Linked DNA regions of Mus musculus: regions 1 and 2 are each linked to region 3. Evidence: chromatin loops called from intact Hi-C (ENCODE). Cell type or tissue: gastrocnemius. All regions are shown on one strand. Links, peaks and the distances in the headings refer to the core of each region. The heading gives the core; the rest is flanking DNA.

Region 1 (6,806 bases), core at 1,279-6,278, 1.7 Mb before region 3:
CCATACCCTCCCCCACCGACTCCCACTTCTTGGCCCTGGTGTTCCCCTGTATCGAGGCATATAAAGTTTGCATGACCAATGGGCCTCTCTTTCCACTGATGGCCGACTAGGCTATCTTCTGATATATATGCAGCTAGAGACATGAGCTCTGGGGGGGTGGGGGGTACTGGATAGTTCATAATGTTGTTCCACCTATAGGGTTGCAGATCCCTTTAGCTCCTTGGTTACTTTCTCTAGCTCCTCCATTGGGGGCCCTGTGATCCATCCAATAGCTGACTGTGAGCATCCACTTCTGTGTTTGCTAGGCCCCGGCATAGTCTCACAAGTGACAGCTATATCCGGGTCCTTTCAGCAAAATCTTGCTAGGGTATGCAATGGTGCCAGCGTTTGGTATGGGATGGATCCCCGGGTATGGCAGTCTCTAGATGGTCCATCCTTTCATCTCTGCTCCAAACTTTGTTTTTGTAACTCCTTCCATGTGTGTTTTGTTCCCAATTCTAAGAAGGAGCAAAGTATCCACTCTTTGGTCTTCATTCTTCTGAGTTCAGCATCCTTAATCATCAGAGAAATGCAAATCACAACAACCCTGAGATTCCACCTCACACCAGTCAGAATGGCTAAGATCAAAAATTCAGGTGACAGCAGATGCTGGCGTGGATGTGGAGAAAGAGGAACACTCCTCCATTGTTGGTGGGATTGCAAGCTTGTACAACCACTCTGGAAATCAGTCTGGCAGTTCCTCAGAAAATTGGACATAGCACTACTGGAGGATCCAGCAATACCTCTCCTGGGCATATATCCAGAAGATGTTCCAACTGGTAAGAAGGACACATGCTCCACTATGTTCATAGCAGCCTTATTTATAATAGCCAGAAGCTGGAAAGATGCCCCTCAACAGAGGAATGGATATAGAAAATGTGGTACATTTACACAATGGAGCACTACTCAGCTATTAAAAAGAATGAATTTATGAAATTCCTAGCCAAATGGATGGACCTGGAGGGCATCATCCTGAGTGAGGTAACCCAATCACAAAAGAACTCACATGATATGTATTCACTGATAAGTGGATATTAGCCCAGAAACTTAGAATACTCAAGATATAAGATGCAATTTGTGAAACACATGAAAGTCAAGAAGAACTGAGTGTTCTTGTAAAGAGCTTAACCCAACACATCACTGAAAACTCACCCATGCTCATTGCTATATGATCAACTTCTAGTATTACCTTATTTTGATTATTACATTATATGAAAGCTCTTGATGCCTATTTCATGATGCCATCTGAACATTCCAGGATTACATATTGTACTATGCATCATCTAGCTTCATTGTTTTTTGCTTGAGTTCCAGAAGTTATGAACAAGTCACTTTTGCCACTTCAGTACTACAGATGGTGTATTAAGTCCTGAGACTGGCACTTCAGTTTCAGTTGGCAGTGATGTGATTCAAAGCCTGGGTCTCTCCTCCTAGAATACTGCTGCCTGCTCAGAGCCAGAGTCTCCATATGTGAGGGTCAGCTTGAGGATGAATGGTTATATTTCCTGACGCGGGGTATAGAGACACTTCCTTGGTTATTCTGGGTTTCACCTGACTCTTACAGATGAAGGATCTATGCAATCCACTGATCCCTCCAGCCAACTCTAATATTGACAGTGATATAGGCCATGAGTTAACTCCACTGATACCGTAAGTCTTTATATATAATATTGGAAAGATCTGGAAGTTTTGTCTGTCAGGCCTCTAGTTCATAGCTAGTACCAGATCACAAGTCATCAGGGTTGGCTCTGACCTTCAAGGCAAAGCCCATGTGTCAGTTATCCTCCTCTGTTCCCCAGTAGAAGGAATTTTGCTTCCTCTGCTGCCTGAGAGAAAGGGTCCCGGAAGCAGTCCCCAGGATATCTGCCTAATCAGGTTCCAGAGACGTTGTCCATAGTCACTGTACAAGAGGCAGGGGACATGGGTCTCTGCTTGGCACTCACTGTAGCAGGCCAGATCCTGGAATTCAAGTGTAAGGTCTAGATTTAATTCCTTTTTCATCCCTAAAGCAGGAGACATCTTCTATCACATCATATTGCTTATAGCTGGAAAAAGGATAACATGGGCAACCCCTTCTTTGATGCAGTTTCCTTCTTTGCTGTACTCATTGAACCCAGGCAATGTGTTCTCTACTTGGTCATTTGGTGGCCAATTAGCTGCTTAGATCTGGGTTTCAGTGAGGCGATGATTACTGGAGGATCTGCCTCAATTGTCCCATTGCTAATTAGTATTTATTAAGCATATTGCTTTCTAAAACATGTCCTTGCTTAGAAAAACAGAGTTCATATTCTCATGTCTCTCGGTCTCACAAAAGTGCAGAAAATAATTTAAAAGTTAATAAGGTAATAACCATAATTTATGTATTACTCTAGGTGAGACACATGTCCTGAATAATGAGAATATCAATTAAGAAGCAACAAAGAAATTGAACCAAGTTTGGCATGTAAATGAAGGTTTATTTAAGAGAGCATTTCAAATATATTGTTGGAAATATTTCTGACTCATTTTCAGTTTTCATAACATTTAACTTTAAAATTGCATGTGCTTAGGTAACAGGCATATATATATGATATATATATATGATAGTCATCTTAATAGATCATAAGAGCCATTCAATAAAATTCAACTCTTACTCATAAAACCTGTGTATTTCTGATTTGCCTTATTTGTAAATATTTTCAGCTATTTCTAATTACTTTTTCTTTTTTCTTTTTCCTACTTCATAGAGCATTATTTATATATATACACACATACATATATATTTATATATATTTCTATCTACTGTATAAGCTCTTAATGTTTACAGGTTTTTCAGGTTACTTTTGTCCAATAATCATTATGTCTATTAAGTCTATGTGTTCTTTAACGATCTATTTTCTTATATTCTTGTGTGTGTGTGTGTGTGTGTGTGTGTGTGTGAATGGGTACAGATCTAAGTGCTTGTGGAGGTCAGGAAAGGCCTGGGATGCCCTGGTGCTGGACAATCACTTGACTTGGATGTTGTGATCCAATTCCATGTCTTATGCAGTACAGCAAGCATTCTTAACCATTTTACCATCTGTCCAGCACAGTAAATCTATATCATATCAGAATGCAGGTACGTGGGCTGAATTAATGGTGATAATGGCAGAAATGCGCTCCATCTTACTGGAAGTAATTTGATGACATCACGGGGCTTTATAATTACGGCAGTGTTCTTGTCTACATGCTTATGACGTCATCATTTTGCTGCCTACTCAAAAAACAAGTGTTGAATTTTAGGACGTGTTTCCTAGCATCTGTTGAGATACACATACTGAAGTTGTGAGTCACATTAACATGTGAGCGTATGTTCAGTCATCTGTGCCTTTGAGAGAAGCTCTCCTACCTCACGAGGTATCACTACCAGTCTGTGGACAGCCAAGGCCAGGACTTTTACCTTTGAGAAACCATGGCTGAGTTTGGGCATTCTGCAGGTTCTTGGCTGACAGTGCCATTGTGTTCTCATTAACCTTAATTCTCCCATAGAGAGCATGATGGCACTTCTCTACCATCACAAAGTAGCTATAAAAGACTTCTATATAAAACCATGGTGATCAGAGAACCAACGAACACGAACATTGCACATTGGATTCCTACTTTGTAACTTCCTAACAGCATTGGTGACACCATTGAACAGATGAGGAACCAGAAGTACTTGATGCTGTGTGTTTCTTTCCCTTAGGATGGTATCAATGTTAGAAATGCTACATAGACTTGTCAGAGAGTTTAGGGATCCTAACCCATCCTTCTAAATGAAGCCATTGTCCAGATTAAAGAGCATATTGATGATTAGAAAATTAAAATGGCTGGGGGTGGGGGGCAGGGGGTGGTATTTTAAAGATTGTCCACTAGATGGCATTATGAGCCTATCAGAATTATTTTAACTGAATATTTAGTCACCAGTTAAATACTAGTTAACTAAAGAAAGATGTTAGTGAATGGCCATCACTAAAAAGAACACCATCAAGAAAGTTGCTAATCCCATTTGTTCGGGTACATGTTAAATGTAGCAACAAGTGCAACAATTATGCTAAAAGGAAGCAACAAAAAACCCTATTTAAGGACAGCCTTGAAAGCAATCCCTCCTGTAAGCATGGTAAGTGTCGAACTCTAGCAAAAGAACAAGGTCTTACAATAAAATGTCAATCATGTTTTACATAAATAACTAAAAATCCTTTTTACCAAACTGAATTACACAACGTCTTCATGAGTGACTCCAGGAGAACTTAAATGCACGTGTCAACAAGCAGGATTAAGCGTGGCTTTGAAAGGAGGTTGGATAGGATGGCAATGACAAAATCATTTTGGGTTTAAATGACAGTTTTCTTATTCGGTTGTCTTTTGGGGGCGACTGTTGGAGGCAAAAATACTTGCATACAATTTAGGAAGTAAGAATAAACTCATTTGCTTTTGATTCTTATGACATAAACTAACTCATCTTGGACCCCAGACATGCTGATGCTTTCATGAGGGCCGTGTTTACCCACCTTCAACAGTTTTCAACCAGTTCTATTTTCCTTCCAATAACATAATTTATCCTAACATTTCTCTTCCTATTTCCTTCAGTTTTGCTCATTCCTATGGTATTAATGGTTCAACATATGGTTCAACTTAAAGTTTTGTGCTTTATGGTCATGCTAAAGGGATTAGTCGTTCAGGGAAATTATACTTTGAATTTTGACCTTTTCCTGGGCTTGTAATATATTCTTTGATACCCTTGTCTTGGGCAACAGCAGTGAGCTACAGTCAGCCATGCCATCCTGAGGGTAAGCTATCAATATTCCACCATGAATTGTGTTGCTTTCCTAAGAATGCATGGTTGAAGTGTTACCTGCATCGTTGAGCTCATAATAGTCTTAATAGGAGAATCTTCCATGTAAGTCAAACATCTGTATATGAAAGAATGATATTATCCTTTATTTATTTTCTTGAGAAAGACGGTACCTAGGTGAGCACCTCACATAGTCATTCTTTTTAGATTCTGGTTATCACAGATTTGAAATGATTTACAGCACAATAGCTTTCAAAGGAATCGCTTCACAAGTGTGAAATAGACTTTCCATTAGTAATTATTTAATGATTTTTCTAAATATGTGTCTGATAAAGAAAAAAAAATTACTTTCAAATGGCCAGTAAGTCTTGGGAAAGAAGAAGAAAAAAAACCAAAACCTCAAGCCATAACATATCTTAATCTCATCCAAAGTAAAGAAAAACTCAAACAAGTCAGGCTATATAAGAGAATTAGGAAAGTTTTACTCTGTTAAAGTTTTGGTTTCAAGTAGAAAGGACTGTGGGCCCCAAGGGGTACTCACAGGAAGACTAACAGTCAACTAACCTAGACCTTTAGGGTTCCCAGGGACTGAACTACTAACCAGAGAGGATACATAGGCTGGACCTAGGCCTTCTTGCACATGTGTAGCAACTGGAGCAGGGGCTCTCCCAAAAGCTGTTGCCTGTCGGCGGGTGGGATATGTTCTACTAGCTAGGCTGTCTTGTCTAGGTACAGTGAGAGAGATTGTGTCTAGCCCTGCAGAGACTCAAAGTGCCCGGGGTAGGGGGTTACGGGGGTGGGGGGTGGGTGCAGTATTCACTTAGAGGGGAAGGGGATGGTGGAAGGATTGTGGAAGGGGCTGACCAGAGGTGGGCAGTGATCAGGATGTAAAGTGAATTAAAAAAAAAAGTTTCAAATGTTACTTCCCAGATTGTGGAATTCAGTCCTCTCTGTTAATTAATAAACAGACAGCATTTGAAGTCATGCCACTCTCCCCAAATCAAAGGTCAAGTAGAACATTCACCTTCAGGTTTCAAGAGTTGACTCATGCTGGCTAACGTGGCCAGGGTACAGAATGGTAGGAGAGATGGCTTTCTACCTCCCACCAGTCATGTGAGTAGCGAGTCACTCCATTCTGGCTCTGGAGAGCTCTCTAGGTGTCTGAGTCAGACTTCTTAACCAATGGCATTCAGAGAAACTCAAGCTGCCCCTTTTAATTCAGTAGGAGAGAAAAAATGTGTGGAATGTTATTTGCCAAACTGTGACCTCAATTCAGACAACATGCCTGGGCAGGTAAGGCAGGCTCTAGCATCTGGTAGCTTGAAGCATTAAGGGTGTACTTAGCAGTTCTAACATTTCAAACACAGAAGTACTTGCTGTAAGAAAAGAGTCTCTCCTGTGCTGATAAGGATAGCATACAATGGAATTATTATATATTTTTTTAAAATAACCCAGCCCAGCAAAGTATGTGCTATCAAATAACATCTTTTCTAACAAGTGACAAATCTTGTCTTTGAGAACAGGTTTGCAGGTAGCTTGGAGAGAACAAAGAATGACTTCAGAAATTTGAAGAGTTGGAAAAGTGAACACTCTGGGTCTAAAATCCTGTTTATTGTTATTATTTTAAAATTTAGTTTTCCACACTTTTCCTGACTGAGCTGAGGGCAGACTGAGGGGCTGTTCTTGTGATTCTGTGATTTGACACCATTGTGTGTCTTCTCACAAAAGGATCATTCGCTGACAACACAGCCAGGTCGACTCTAAGCTTGGTGGGCTTTGGTGGGACCTGGCACACTTTACCTGGATTTTCACACATGAGGATGCTTAGATCTAAGAGCTGGGCTTTTGCGTCATTTTCTGTTCAAAGAAATTCCAAAGATCAGTTAAATTTATCCAATTGATATTGAAAATGGAATCTCATGCACTGTTTAAAAAAATCATCCAATGCTCTAGAAATAGATGGATTATTTTTCTT
Region 2 (6,806 bases), core at 612-5,611, 890 kb before region 3:
TGAAAGCAACTGACCATTTTGACAGGGAAGTTTGATTTCCTAAAGTCTACAGTCAAATGACCAAAAATAAAAACTCATTTTTTCCAGTCTTTGGGCTTGCGGTTTTATCATATTTACATCAGCAAAAATTTAGAATGAAATGGTACACCCCATCAAGGCAAAACAAACAAAGTTATACAGTGAAAGGGTATGGCTCATCACGATAAAAGTTGGCCAGGAATGGAAAAATTCCCAAAAGTCATTACGTAACAAACTGAAATTTTGTAATTTAGGAATATAAATAGTTGAATATAAAATCAATAACTTCTAATTTTATCCATTAGCTAAGTTCAAGTGCAAAAAAAATTTTTTTCTAGCATTTATGTTTCTAACATTCATTCTGAAATACAGATGGGAATAAAGGACAAACTGAGAAGAGTAGTTGCCCAATCACTGTTAATCCTAACATTCAGGAGGTTAAGGTATAGTAATATATTTTCTGATTCAAAAGGAAACATGGTTTATCTGGTTTCAGAAGTGTTGTTGACGAGGCTGCCCAGACCCTAAACTGCTAGTTAGTGAAATCCCCCTGCCTCACTCACTTCATGGCATGTTCCAGAGTTTCCACACGGGGGAACATCCTTTATTGCCTGTGTTTGTCTGTCTTCATCTGTCTAAAGAATATGTTTACCAGATGTTGCCATAAGGAACGTGTGAAGTATGGTCTCTGCAAAATACAAAGTGCAGGGCTCACAGTCCCAGCTCTCTACTAAGTTTTCATTTCCAAGTTCTGCTTCCTCACCAGTAAACCTCAGGATTCCCTGGTTGGGGGAAAAAATAAAAACAAAGGCTGAAACCATTTGCCCTAACTGCCACCTGGTGGCCCCTATGAGACAGTTTTGGAACTCCTGGGAAGGGTTGGGCTAAAGCAACAAGATGCTCCCTACATTGTAAACACAGGGTTCATGTCTCTCCCCCACTTCTGGGTAAAAGGGGGCTTGAGCACCAGGAGGTGAGGAACATATTTAAGATGCAGGTTGCTCCTGGCTGTAATGCTGGGCTGGCCACGTGCTAATGGACAGCTCTTTAAGCTTATGGTACTTGGGTGATTTTGCACTTCCCAGGATGAGAATGCTTGGTGACCAATGGCTCTCAATTCCAAGGCCTCCATGGGTCACTGGCTCCTAAGCTAAACCTCAATTTTATATGCTGCTTTTAATTGGCTGGAAAAAAACCCCTCATTGTTTTATAGTGCTTTAGGGACCTAAGGTAATTTGCATTGTGACCTCAGTATAGTTTAGAAGACATGCTAGCACTTTGCAAATATTTGATTGATATAAATAAGTATCTTCTTTTTTGTTTTACTTATGAGGCTCTGATAAGGGTAGAATATTACAGGTTACTTGTAAACGGCAACTGTCTATATGGAAATGAAAGTCCACACCTTCTGACCCTGATATTCCTTAGGTAGTGCTATATCACTGAGATGTTTGCTTCAAGTTCTCATCCACGAGACATCCTTTTATCTAGAGCAGTGGTTCTCAACCTTCCTAATGCTTTGACCATTTAACACAGTTCTTCATGCGGTAGTGACCCCCAACCATAAAATTATTTTATTGTTTCATAACTGTATGTTGCTACCCTTATAATTTGTAATATAAATATCTGATATGCAGGATAGCTGATATGTGACTCTTGTGAAAGGGTCTTTTGACAACACCCCCCACACACACACACAAGGGATTAATACCCACAGGCTGAGAACCACAAGTCTATCGAGCCCAATGAGGGTCTCTAACTATTTACATTGTTTTGTGAACTCTGACTACCTTTTGATTTAACATCTAGTTGGTTTAGGGAAACTAGATTATATATATAATCCATACAGGGTTGTGACGGCTCTAAATGGGGAGCAGATTTAAAGACTCCTCCTCACCCCCAGAAAGATCATTTGCGTCTTGGGTAGTTCTAAGAGAACTTACTTCCATTAGACAAGTAGACTGTGCTGTCCAAGAGAAAGCAATTTGAGGCTGAGCCTTTGGGAAGGATGCCAACACACTGTACAATTTATGCTCTGCCTCCTGCAGTCCAGCAGGAAGGCCAGCCTCCACATTGTCTCCTCCACGGAGTCACACTGATGCTGCGAGCCCGAGATACTGAGGCCCTTTCAGGTTCATTACAAACACGGAGCATCCTTTAGGCAGATCATTCACCGAGTCTCCTTCACGTTTCGTTCCAGTTATTGTTTATTTTATTTTTCTTTTCCTCATCTTATGATGACCCAGAGAATCCTGAACTTGGAAGGGACTTTGGCGACCCTGGATTTTCATTATGTCATTTCGCTCACAGCTTTTTACAGGAGTGGGGATTTAGGACCGCTGGACAGAATGCAAAGCAGTTCAGACTCAGACTGGTCCCTTACAGCTATGTCTCGGCTGTATCCTTTCCACTGCTCCTACTCCATGCATCGTGTCCCTCAATCATGGTAAACTGTTGCTATTCTGTCCTGCTGTTCTGATGCCTGTGAGTGCATACATTTCTGCTAATACTTTCCCTAGTCTCCTCAGACTCCACGAATTCCTTTTCTCAAGACTTCAGTGGGACCCACGGTCTCTATGGTGTGTAGTCACTAGAGGGCAACCTGACCACACACAGCTGAGGAGGATGAGGCCCGCTGAGTTGGATCACAGCTAAGAAGATGCAAAACTCCATGCAGGAGATCGGGTGTGTGTCACTGGTTACACAAGCATGTTTATTTATACAGGCCCTTTTAAACTTATCAATATCTGGAGAGATAACTCAATTATTATCATTATCTTTTCAATCAAATAACAAACAAACAAACAAACAAACCAAAAACTGCCCCCCCCAAACCAGGAATCCTAGGTTCAGAGAGATGAAGAGACTTACACAAGGTCACAGACATCTCACCTGATATTCTTTCACTGAACACTATGCAGCAAAAAGATGTAGGTTTCTAGGTTTTAAGATCCAAATCTAACCACAGCAAAGTATTATTTCTTTGCAAAACAGTCGAGAGAAGTCCAGGTTTGCTTTATGCCATTAAGAAATAACACACTAGCCATTTTTTAGTTAGACTAAGTTGTCTATCATCTTAGGGGAAATTATTTATTTAAACCCTTAAAAAATATCTGTCCAAGTAATCAGAAATTGTAGTACTCTTTCTGCAAGCCCCAGGTATTACTTAGTTATTCTCGAGTTACTTTAATATGATTTCTTTTGCAAAACGAATACAGTATCTGACCCTGTTTCTCTTATCTATATGATATTTGAAGTAAAGAAGGACAAATAGCAAGACGGCTTTCTATTTCCAAAACATGGCGTCTGTGAGAGAAGGCCATTGCTTTTCTCTGTGACTGAATGCCTCACAGACAGGCTGTTCTCTGGTCAGCAACACTGCTTATTTGCCGAGCCTGTCACCAGCAAATGGAAATAGAATCTATAATGAGCCAGACTCAGGGATCAGTCTCTGAAACCTTTTTTTCTTTTCTTTTCTTTTCTTTTCTTTTCTTTTCTTTTCTTTTCTTTTCTTTTCTTTTCTTTTCTTTTCTTTTCTTTTCTTCCTTTTCTTTTTCTTTTTTTTTCTTTTTTTTTTCTTTTGTCTATCTCCTCTTTGTTTGACCAGGTGGGTTCCTTAAAATACCATTATTTAATCGTGGCAAGTGAAAATCTGTTTTCAGGGGACCTGAAAATATCTAAGCCAAGTGTGATGGCTGAGAAGGAGGGAGAGAAGAGAAGAGAACTTCCCTATCATATGGTACAGTGAAAGGCTTGAAAAGACAGAGGTTGGGCTCACAGCTCTGGAAAAGTGGACTGGCCCTGGGTATGGTGGGGGACAGGGCACAGAGAGAATTTAGAGTGGGTCAGGTTTTCTCTATCTCTCCAAGAGTTAGCTATTTCATTTATACATTAAGCCAAGAACATAAAGGAAAATTAACCAGTTATGTAGACTGTTATAAACCCTGATTCCTGGCAAAACTCTTATCCTAGAGGTAGAAGAGAAATGAAGTAACTCAGGAGACAGAGTTAAAGACTCCAGGACACACTGCTTTTGTATCCATTAGCTTATGTTTTTTAAATCTGATTTTTTTTAAAACATAGTTTTAAGTGAGCATATTGGAGTCAGGTAAAGAATTGATGAAAAATTCCAGCAAATCTTCTGTGAAAACTCATGCATATTGATTACAGAAAAGATATACATTCATATGCACATTTTCTTCCTTGTGGCCTGGGAGATAGGGGTGTGTGTGTGTGTGTTCCAAGGTACACTGCTTAATTGTGAAAAAAATGCATAAAGATTAGGGGGAAAGGGCAAATGTATTTTGGTAATAAAGATCTGGATGACAGAAGGGAGAGAGAATCACAAATGTGAGAATACAAACCTTTACATATAAATAAAACACTAACCACAGGAAGAGAACAAATTAAAGTGTATGTTTGATTTTAGCTTTTAGGCCACTAAAAATATAATGTGGCTTTCCCTAAGAATGCCGACAAAGACTAATAATTTGTTTCTAAATGCCAAGAGCACAAGAGTATGTTCAGTACATCACTACTACCTGATATACAGTCTACAACTACAACTCTCCTTTGTAGGAGCGAAAACAAGATGAAATAAATGTATTCCCTAAATATCCACTGGTTTTACTGTGACATGCTGCCTAGAAACATCCTGACCACAAACGCTGTGACTGTCTACAACCTGTGAATGAGGCACAATCGCAAGAGCAGACCCCGGTGTACTTATTTGCCCCAACCCAACGTTACTGAGGCTTGTTTTTCTTTCTTTTGGGTTTACTTAATTCCTGCTAAGATTCTGAGAATGTGAGCTAAAACATACCCAGAGCAGCATGATTTTCCAAAGGCAGCTCTTTGTCCCTTTTTTCCATGCTTCTCAAAAGTTAATCCTGCCTACCAATCATTAAAGGAAGCAGGCCCTTTTACTGTTACACCGCTCTGCATCAGTGTCTATGGGGGTTGACAGAACACACACCCTCTAAGCATCTCACAGCCTTAGGTCCGCGTGTAACTACAACTCATTCGGAATTCTCATTCTAGTTTTCTGCAGAGGCAACAGCACAGCCACAGCGTATAGATAAGAGAGATTTCTTTACCTTTATTTTTAAAAGAGGTTAAAAAAATCATTTCGTGTCTTTTTCTCATGTATCCACAGAGAGAAGGTTAAAACTCCGTAGGTGTAGGTGGTTTGCCTGCCGAGCTGCCTCTGTGGGCCGGGCTCCGTTTACAAAGAAGCAAAAGAAGCAAAAGAAGCAAAAGAGAGGGGAAAAAAAAGGAAAAGGAAAAGAAAAAGAAAAAGAAAAAGAAAGAAAAAAACAACGATAACAAAAAAACCACGATTTTAGAATCTGTTCCAAGCCGTGTTTTGTGGACTGTGATGAATGGCATGTTGCCTTGGTAATTTCAATCTTGTCAAAAGCCTCAGGTTCCCAGCAGCAGAGCCCACCATGATTGGCTCCACCCGAGGGACGTGGATCTCGGGATTCCCTCCTAGCTAGCAGCAGTGACATCACCGCCACTCCTTAGCGGCGCAGGGCTGGCGCGGGAGGAGCGCCGGGAGGGGCGTTGCTGGGGTTTCCAGGGAAACACTGCAGCAGATGGCTAGCCTCAAGGAGCCAGAGCCACACATCTGCAGCGCGGCTGGTGGGGAGGATATTTTTGGAATATCTCTGCTCACTGAGGTCCGGCTAGTTCTGATATTTTCACCTCCATGCCTTTCAACCAGTGGGCTTATTTCTTCCCGAGTTCTTTTATTTCTGGAAAGGGGACTTTCTATTTTTACAGTAAGAACCGAGTCAGAAGGATCCCAACCAATCTTAAACTTCCATACTCCCCAGTTTTCTTTCTAATTCACCGGCCCCTCCTCACCAGACTGTCAAGGTGATTCAAGGAACACAAGGGCACATGTTGCTAAGGTAACGGGATTGAAAACCTGTCTGCGCGTGCAGAAGCATTCTAACCTGGGGTTTCCCTCATTTGCATTTTAAGACTCCTGGGCTGCAGCCTCCATGCAAGCTTAGTCCTTGTAGCAAGAATAAGACACATTTTAAAATAGTGATTGCTACCTCGAGGGTCAGTAAGCAGCTTGTACCACTGTGAGCTTAAATAAATTCAAGAAAAATATCAGGTGCCAACCATTTCCAGCTCCTTGGTGAGTGAACCAGTGCCAGGAAGAACAGGACCCTCTCCTCCACCACATTTTAAAACTGAGAGAAAGGAATTCCCTTTTTGCTTTTCTTCCAGAATTGCCCTTGACAGTATTTTCCAAGGTTAAACTTTGCCTTCACTCTTATTCCTGGTAACTTAGGACATCTCACTCCACATTCACAACAAAGGAGATCTAGGGTGGTGAGTCTTATCTGAAGTGACTGAAGTGAGAGGAAAAGGGTGCCTAGGATAAGAGAATTTCAGGCATGTTGATGTTAGTAAAGCATGAAACAAACACGCTCTCAGAGGTACCCATTCACTCCCCGAAGCGACTTGAATAAAACAACTGCATAGGATTTCTTCCCTGAACTGAACACAAACCAGATGTAATTCCAATAAGCCACAATAACCACACTGTCGAAACAGCATCTTGCGCACTTGTTTCTTGGTAAAGGAGGGGGTCAGGGGAGAGAATTACACTATAATTCTCTCAAATGAAACAGATCAAGTATTTCACAGTGTTTTGGCCCAAAGTTAAAGGGCTTCTGTGCACACTCAAGTGTGCATGAACAGGGAAACTGTAAAATAAAACAGCAGTTTCCTAGTGGATTTTTAGCAAGCCTAGGGACAGCAAACTGGGC
Region 3 (6,806 bases), core at 753-5,752:
TACTTACAGCTGTGCCGCCGCTGGTTCTCAGTCACAGGTTGTTTCCATCTCCTTAGAAATGCTCACATCTCTTGTCGAACAGTCCCTTTCACCTTCAAGTCAATAACTAAGAAGTTCTCATTTCAATTATTTCCTTCCTCTAACTCTGACCAGATACAAAGAACTCCTGTTATTGGGTGACACCCAACAACATAATCTGTTTACTTTGAGGTCAACTCTTTATCAAGTTTAATTATATCTAAACATTGTATTTAATTAGTGGCTACATTAACGATTAATTGAACAATTGGGAGTAAACTTATGAATGAGCCACCGTATATGAAATTTGGGAATTATTAGATTTCTCAGACCCCATCCAAGCATGAGCTATGATGTACATAAAAATTCTTCACTCATTATTTCAGTTCTCTTTATAATTTCAGATTCCTAGAAAAACTGATCACATTACAAAGTACGAAGTTCCTCCTGGTATTTTTTCCCTTAAAAGATGAAATTTGTGTATAGTGGAGTCATAGCCTCAGTGGTTCAGAGCACATTTTACTCTACCAGAGCATCTGAGTTGTGTTCCCTGGACCCTGTCAGCAGGAGCATAACCAGCTATAACTTCAGTTCTAAGGGATCTGGTACCTTCTTATGGTCACCACACATATATCGTGTACACACACACACACACACACACACACACACACAGGGAAGGGGGAGGCAAAGGCAGAAAATAAAATGACTTCTAAAAAAGTGAAATATTTGGACATTACTATTAAAGAGGTTACAGTGATTGCTGCTTTTTCAAAAATTTAAAACCAAGAATAGTACATTTGAATAATCTATAAAAGGGTAAAACTGAAAATATCTAAAACTTCTTTAGCTGAAGAATGATCTTATGAAGAGTATCAGATAACAAGCTAGTCTGCTCAGCTGAGTAAGACTGGGTCCACACAAACACAAGCACATGTATGTGGGCAGCGTCTGAGAAGTCAAACTTAGCCCTCTTCACTTACTGTGCTGGGCCATTAGTGCCGAGATGGATGAACCTTGCTCTCGTCTATATGGTAGTCAGTGTAAAGGAAGCCTGGAGCTGAGCTCCCAGGTCTTAGCTAAATGCCCTTCCCAGTCAGGAGCCTATCCCTGGAATTTTTATACCCAACAAAAGTGCCCCTCTGTCTGCCTCAAGACTCTCCTTCTTCTGTTTCCAGATCTTTGTACATGTCTTAGAAAGGCATCCCTGTTCCATCTACTTCCAACAGCCTCTGGGGCTCAGCAAATCCTACCATAGTTTCATTCCAACCTCCAGGAAGTTCTTTTTACTGTAAGTTTGTTGAAGTGGACTAAGTTCACATCCGCAGAAGGAAAACAACTAGTTTAACCTTCACCCCAGCTAACTAGGTAAGGTAAATCAGATCTATGCCACTGTGTGTGGACAGTTCCCTAGTCTGAAATAGTTGATTTGGAAGTAAAACTGTGACCTTAGTCTTGGGAAGGAACCTGGCTACACAGAAGGGTGCTCCACTCATCTGAGAGAGTCAACAAATAAGAGCAAAGATCCATGCTGGCTGCCGATACATGCCAGGGTCAGAGAGGATTGAGGGCATTTGCTTGAAGGAAAAAAAAATAATTACTAGAAAAAAATGGCATTGTCCAGAGTTTCAACTTCCCATTTTGTATATACCACATGTAACATTCTATCTAAACCTACAAGATATGAAAAGGAATTGTCTATAAGTTGGGGGGGGGGGGAACCCATCAATGGGAGTTCACATCAATGAAAGGCCAAATACTGAAATTTTCAAAACCAAAGTTTAAACTAGTATGGTTGATGTGTCAACTTAACCAGACAAGAGGGAAAATATTGTAACTGAAAACCAGCTCAGATCAAATAGAATTTTGAAACTGAACAGTGAAGTTTAGATCAGAAGCCAAACTCTACAAACCTAAGTAAAATTACCTTCCAAGGGTGAAAATTCAATAAACAAACACATTCAAACAAAACTGAGATCTCATCCACAGACACATAAGCCAGGAGGGAAATTGAGAGAGACCTTAGGATGCTTTAGTAAACCATAAAACAAATAGAGTGAAAAATTTAGCCATAAATATTTAAGTAGTTACAACAAACTTTCCCTGGTTAAATATTCCAAATAAGAGATAAGAATTGAAACACTTGGAAAATAAACACAAATAAAACTTAACTCTTTTTTTCCTTATAAATACCATAAATTAAATATAAAGACATAGGTAGTCTCACTAGTGTGGTGATTGTCAACTTGGCTGGGTCACAGAGCCCAGATATTTGGTCAAATATTATTCTGGCTGGTTGTGTGAGTATTTTTAGATATGATTACTATTTAAGTCCATAGAAGAGAATACCTACAGCACACTAAAGGGCGCTGTGCAATTGGTGGCCTTCGTGTTTGAACATGGCATGTTACTTCCGGTTCCTGTTACTGCAATAGAATGTCATCATGCCCGGATGGCAGCGATGTGGAGGAGTTCATTGCACACAGTTGCAAGGTGCAGTCCATTGTGAGAATGGGGAACCATGACGACAGGAGTGGGAGGCAGCTACTCGCTTTATGTAGCAGCCACAGTCGGGAAACAAAGAGCGATGAATTCTACTGCTCCATGGCTTTCAGTATTTTATTCAGTCTAGGATCCCAGTCCCTGGAATGCTGTCACCCACAATTAAAGTGAGTCTTCCCACCTCCATTAACTTAATCTAGATAATCCCTTGCAGGTGCACCAGGCTGGCCTTGAACTCACGGGGATCTGCCTGCCTTTGCCTCCCAACTGCTGGGATTGAAGGCGTGCCCTACACAGCCTGGCCTTAAATAGATATTTCTAATTCCCATATAAACACGGGGATTTTTTTTTTTTTGGTTGGTTGGTTGGTTGTTGGTTTGGGGCTTTTTTGTGTTTGTTTTGGTTTTTTGTTGGTTGGTTGCTTGCTTGCTTGCTTGCTTTTAAGGCAACTAGAAGTAATAAAGAAAATTTTTTTTCTTTCTCCAGGCTTCTTCAACTCCCTAGAACTTTGCACTGAAGTAACACTGAAATGTGAGCCACACAGAGTTGTTCAGCCCCTACACACAGCACCACACCTTGTCACGCCTGATCTCTGAACGGCTTATTCCCAACATTTCTTATTTAAGAAAAAAAAATGCTTCTGAGACTCTACACATTCCCAGTGACAACCTAAAACATGAGCCTTTGTCAACGGCAGCCTTTCTGGCACCCTTCAAAATTGCCATCACCTTCATTTTCACGTGTGCCTACTAAAAACCAGGGCACTGGACACATGTATCCTTTGATTAGCACTAGAGCTATAAGTACAAATTAATGATGTCACTTTCCTCATGATGAAGAACCCCAAATGTAGATGGGGGAGCAGTGCCCAGGAACACACTAGTTCTGGTCTAATGTTGACAGCAATCTGAGCCCTGAGTCCAGAGCCTGCCCTTCAACTTCTTCCCTCTCTCCAAAACTACGACCCTCAAAAGAATATGGGCCCTCAAAAGGAAAAATAATTTATCTTGCTGAAGTATAGCATTGGACCTCTCCCGTTATTTTAGCACTTGTCTAAGTTAATCGTCTAAATTAATCATTATAGATTACTGTCATTTTGTTTGTTTTGTTTTGTTTTGTTTTTTTCAAGACAGGGTTTCTCTGTGTAGTCCTGGAACTCACTTTGTAGACCAGGCTGGCCTCGAACTCAGAAATCTGCCTGTCTCTTCCTCCGGAGTGCTGGGATTAAAGACGTGCGCCACCACACCCGGCTTCCTGTCTCAACGCACGGATATTAAAGAAATGAGGGCTAAAAAGACAGTGCGCTCATGATATACGGTATATATCAAAATTTTTATACCCAAATTAATTGTTTAGTAAAAAGGTAACTCCTTAAAGTTTCTTTTCTCTCACTTCTGGGCAGAATCTTTGGCATCTATAACAATCCCCCCAATCCCCTAGAAAAAAGAAAAGAAAAATAAAGTTCTGTGGCTTAGTTTGTGTACTTCTGTGAACGGGGCCTGCCATCTAGTGGCTAACATAGGAACTTCAGCGACAGAACAGTACGCAGTTGTTAATTGAACTTTTTCTTCCAGGCCAAGAAATTATTTCCAGAAAACTTTATCCTACAACATGCTTCCCTTCAGCTTTCTCGGTTGAGGAGAATGGAGAAGGCAGATGAATGGTGGGACGGTAGGTAGAACTGTAGGAAAAGGCTGGACGGGCCACGTTAGCTTCCTTTTCTGCCTGGTGCCAGGCACTCAAAACTACCCACCCACCACCTTCCTCCACCTTCTCAGCTCTAAGGGACCTGCTGAGAGTCTTCCTGTCAGTCAGCCCGTTCCTGGTCATTAAAAGCACACAGGGCACATAAACTCCCACATTCTTCTTCCCCAAACTTTCCTTCTCTGGTTCGTGTACCCCCAGCAATGTGTCCCATCTTCTGGTCAGACACGTGATCCAGACATGGGAGCCCACGGTACACATATCCAACAATCTTAAGTCCATCCCACATCACCCCTTGAAGGTGACTCCTGGATTTCTGTTTCTCACTGTGACCCTGTCACTACAGCCCTAATTTATTTTTCTGTCCCCCTCTTTTTCCATCTGCATTCCTCCACACTATTCCGTGTTTTCTTGCATATATTTTTATTAGATATTTTCTTCATTTACATTTCAAATGCTATCCTTCATCCGCCCTGCTCCCCAACCCACCCAATCCCGCTTCCTGGCCCTGGCATTTCCCTGTACTGGGGCATATGTTCCTCGCAAGACCAAGGGCCCCTCCTCCCATTGATGGCCGATTAGGCCATCTTCTGCTTGCATATATATTCTTGCATATATTTTTTAAATGTATTCTCTCTGTCTCTCTTAGTCTCTCAGTCATCTGCTCTGTGTGTGTGTGTGTCTGTCTTTCCGTCTCTGTATATATCTCCACCCTCTCCCTCTTCCTCCCCCTTCCCCCCCCCCCTCCCCTTCTCCCTTCTCCCCCCCCCCCTCCTTCTCTCTCTTTCTCTGTGTTATGTATCCCCAGCACGGGTCAGAGGATGCTGGAGTCAGTCAGTCACCTCCTTCCACATGTATGTGGTTACAGGAGACGGAACACCGTTCACCAGGCTTGTGGCAGGTGACTTTTCCATATGAGCCATGTTGCCTACTCTCTTTCAGTAATTTAGCATGGTTAGTAAGCTACGTTAGACAATGGCACTTGGCATAATTTGAAGTAGAAAATAAAATATTCCTTACCACAAACGCAAGTTGGACCAAAGATCAGAATGAAACCATAGATGTGAATATTCATAAGGCAAACCTGTGTCGGGCAATGTGTGTAAACACAGAAACACTTGCAGATACGTGAGGAAGGGGCACTCTCGAGCAGTATAAATACTGAAGCTACAATGTGGATATGATTTGACCAGAGAACACATTTTCAAATCTAATAAGTAATGTAATAAAGGTATTTGAGTAATTTCTTGGTCAAAATCCAGGGGTTTGGCATATTTTTGCCCTCTGGTTTTGGCATGTTTTTAATAAATGCAAATATATGACCATGAGAAAAGTCAGAACTCTAAGATGTCAGTGAAACTCTACCACCCAAACGGCTGATGGCTTCTCAAGTTGTCATTAAGCAATAATTGGGTTGCATAAGAACTGCTGCTTCAGGGCTGGAGAGATGGCTCAGCGGTTAAGAGCACTGACTGCTCTTCCAGAGCTCCTGAGCTCAATTCCCAGCAACCACATGGTGGCTCACAACCATCTGTAGTGAGACCTGACGCCCTCTTCTGGTGTGTCTGAGGACAGCTATGAGTGTACTCATATAAAATAAACTTTAAAAAAAAAAAAAAAAGAGCTGCTTTTTCAGACCTCCTCCCATTAGGGCCCTGTATTTTCATTGAGATGTATGAATGGGAGAAACATCTTTCTACCAATTTTGAACAGGGCCAACAGAGTAGTTTGTCTGCCACTGAAGTACCAAGAACAAGAACTGGTCCCTATCCAATAGGAATTCGCCTGGCCCCATCTTATACCTAGATCCATAGGAGAAGGATCATTTACAGCTGACCATCCTCTGTTCTCTAATAGCATTAGAGAATAACTATCAGGCAGAGAGCAAATGACTTGGGGAGTGTGGGCTACACCCCAGTCTTCTGTTACTTCCTCTTCTCGCACCAGCTCAGGCCCTGCTTTAAGAACAAAGGTAACAGTCGGTTGAGCTGTACTTTCTTGAGGGTGGAGATGGGGTGGGGGAGAACTGTAAAAGACAAGGCCAGTGTCCTGACCTGGCCCTGACTATTTTTACAGAAAGTCTCATGACACAGAACCAAACTATCAACATTTTTTATGAGGTGGGTTCTCGTTGTATAACCCAGGCTGGCCCCAAACCTGTACTTCTTCTTCCTCAGCTCCCAAGGGCTGAAATCAGACATGTACCACCACACCTGACTAAATGATTAGCTATAATCCTCACCTCTGCACAACCCATGACAGAGTCAGAGCAGAGATCTGATCTGACTCAACTATACTACGCTACATGAACACAGTGAAGTTGGAGAACCATGGAGACAGACAAGGGAAACCTACTGCTAGCCCAACCCTGAGACACAGAGTCTAATGGGATGGAAGCAGGAACACAAAAATCATTCCCTGTCTAGACAGTAGCAGACTAAACCTTCCTGACAGAAAGCTGGGCACAGCCTACATTATTAGCCCCCCCCCCAAAGGAAAAACCATGGGCAGAAAGTCCCCTTATAACAGCAAAAATAAACATGGCTTCCCCTTACCATGCACATCAAAAATACTTCCTTATTTAT

The links. Hi-C counts contacts between places; a loop is a spot of excess contacts. Peaks named below come from ENCODE experiments on the same cell type or tissue, not always from the same donor. Only the 100,000 strongest peaks of a DNase experiment are listed, where the experiment ranks them.
Region 1: it touches region 3 in a loop (6-fold over the local background); 7 of 42 quality-filtered maps call a loop at or near these places.
Region 2: a loop joins it to region 3, with 10 times the contacts of the local background. A loop is called at or near these places in 12 of 42 quality-filtered maps.

Annotation. Positions count from the first base shown.
Region 1 is chr8:31,515,176-31,521,981 of GRCm38, forward strand. No RefSeq gene overlaps it. Among named protein-coding and RNA genes, the nearest start is that of 7420700N18Rik, 150 kb to the left of the region's middle. In gastrocnemius, for the core only: a CTCF peak has its summit at 3,933 (motif pointing right); no DNase peak of the experiment used is centred there.
Region 2 is chr8:32,287,719-32,294,524 of GRCm38, forward strand. It overlaps a transcript of Nrg1 not described here. Among named protein-coding and RNA genes, the nearest start is that of Gm22140, 100 kb to the left of the region's middle. In gastrocnemius, for the core only: a CTCF peak has its summit at 2,612 (motif pointing right); DNase peaks (open chromatin) are centred at 2,054, 2,628 and 5,565; H3K4me3 peaks cover 553 bases.
Region 3 is chr8:33,180,741-33,187,546 of GRCm38, forward strand. No RefSeq gene overlaps it. Among named protein-coding and RNA genes, the nearest start is that of Gm33281, 35 kb to the left of the region's middle. In gastrocnemius, for the core only: no CTCF peak of the experiment used is centred there; DNase peaks (open chromatin) are centred at 3,758 and 4,036.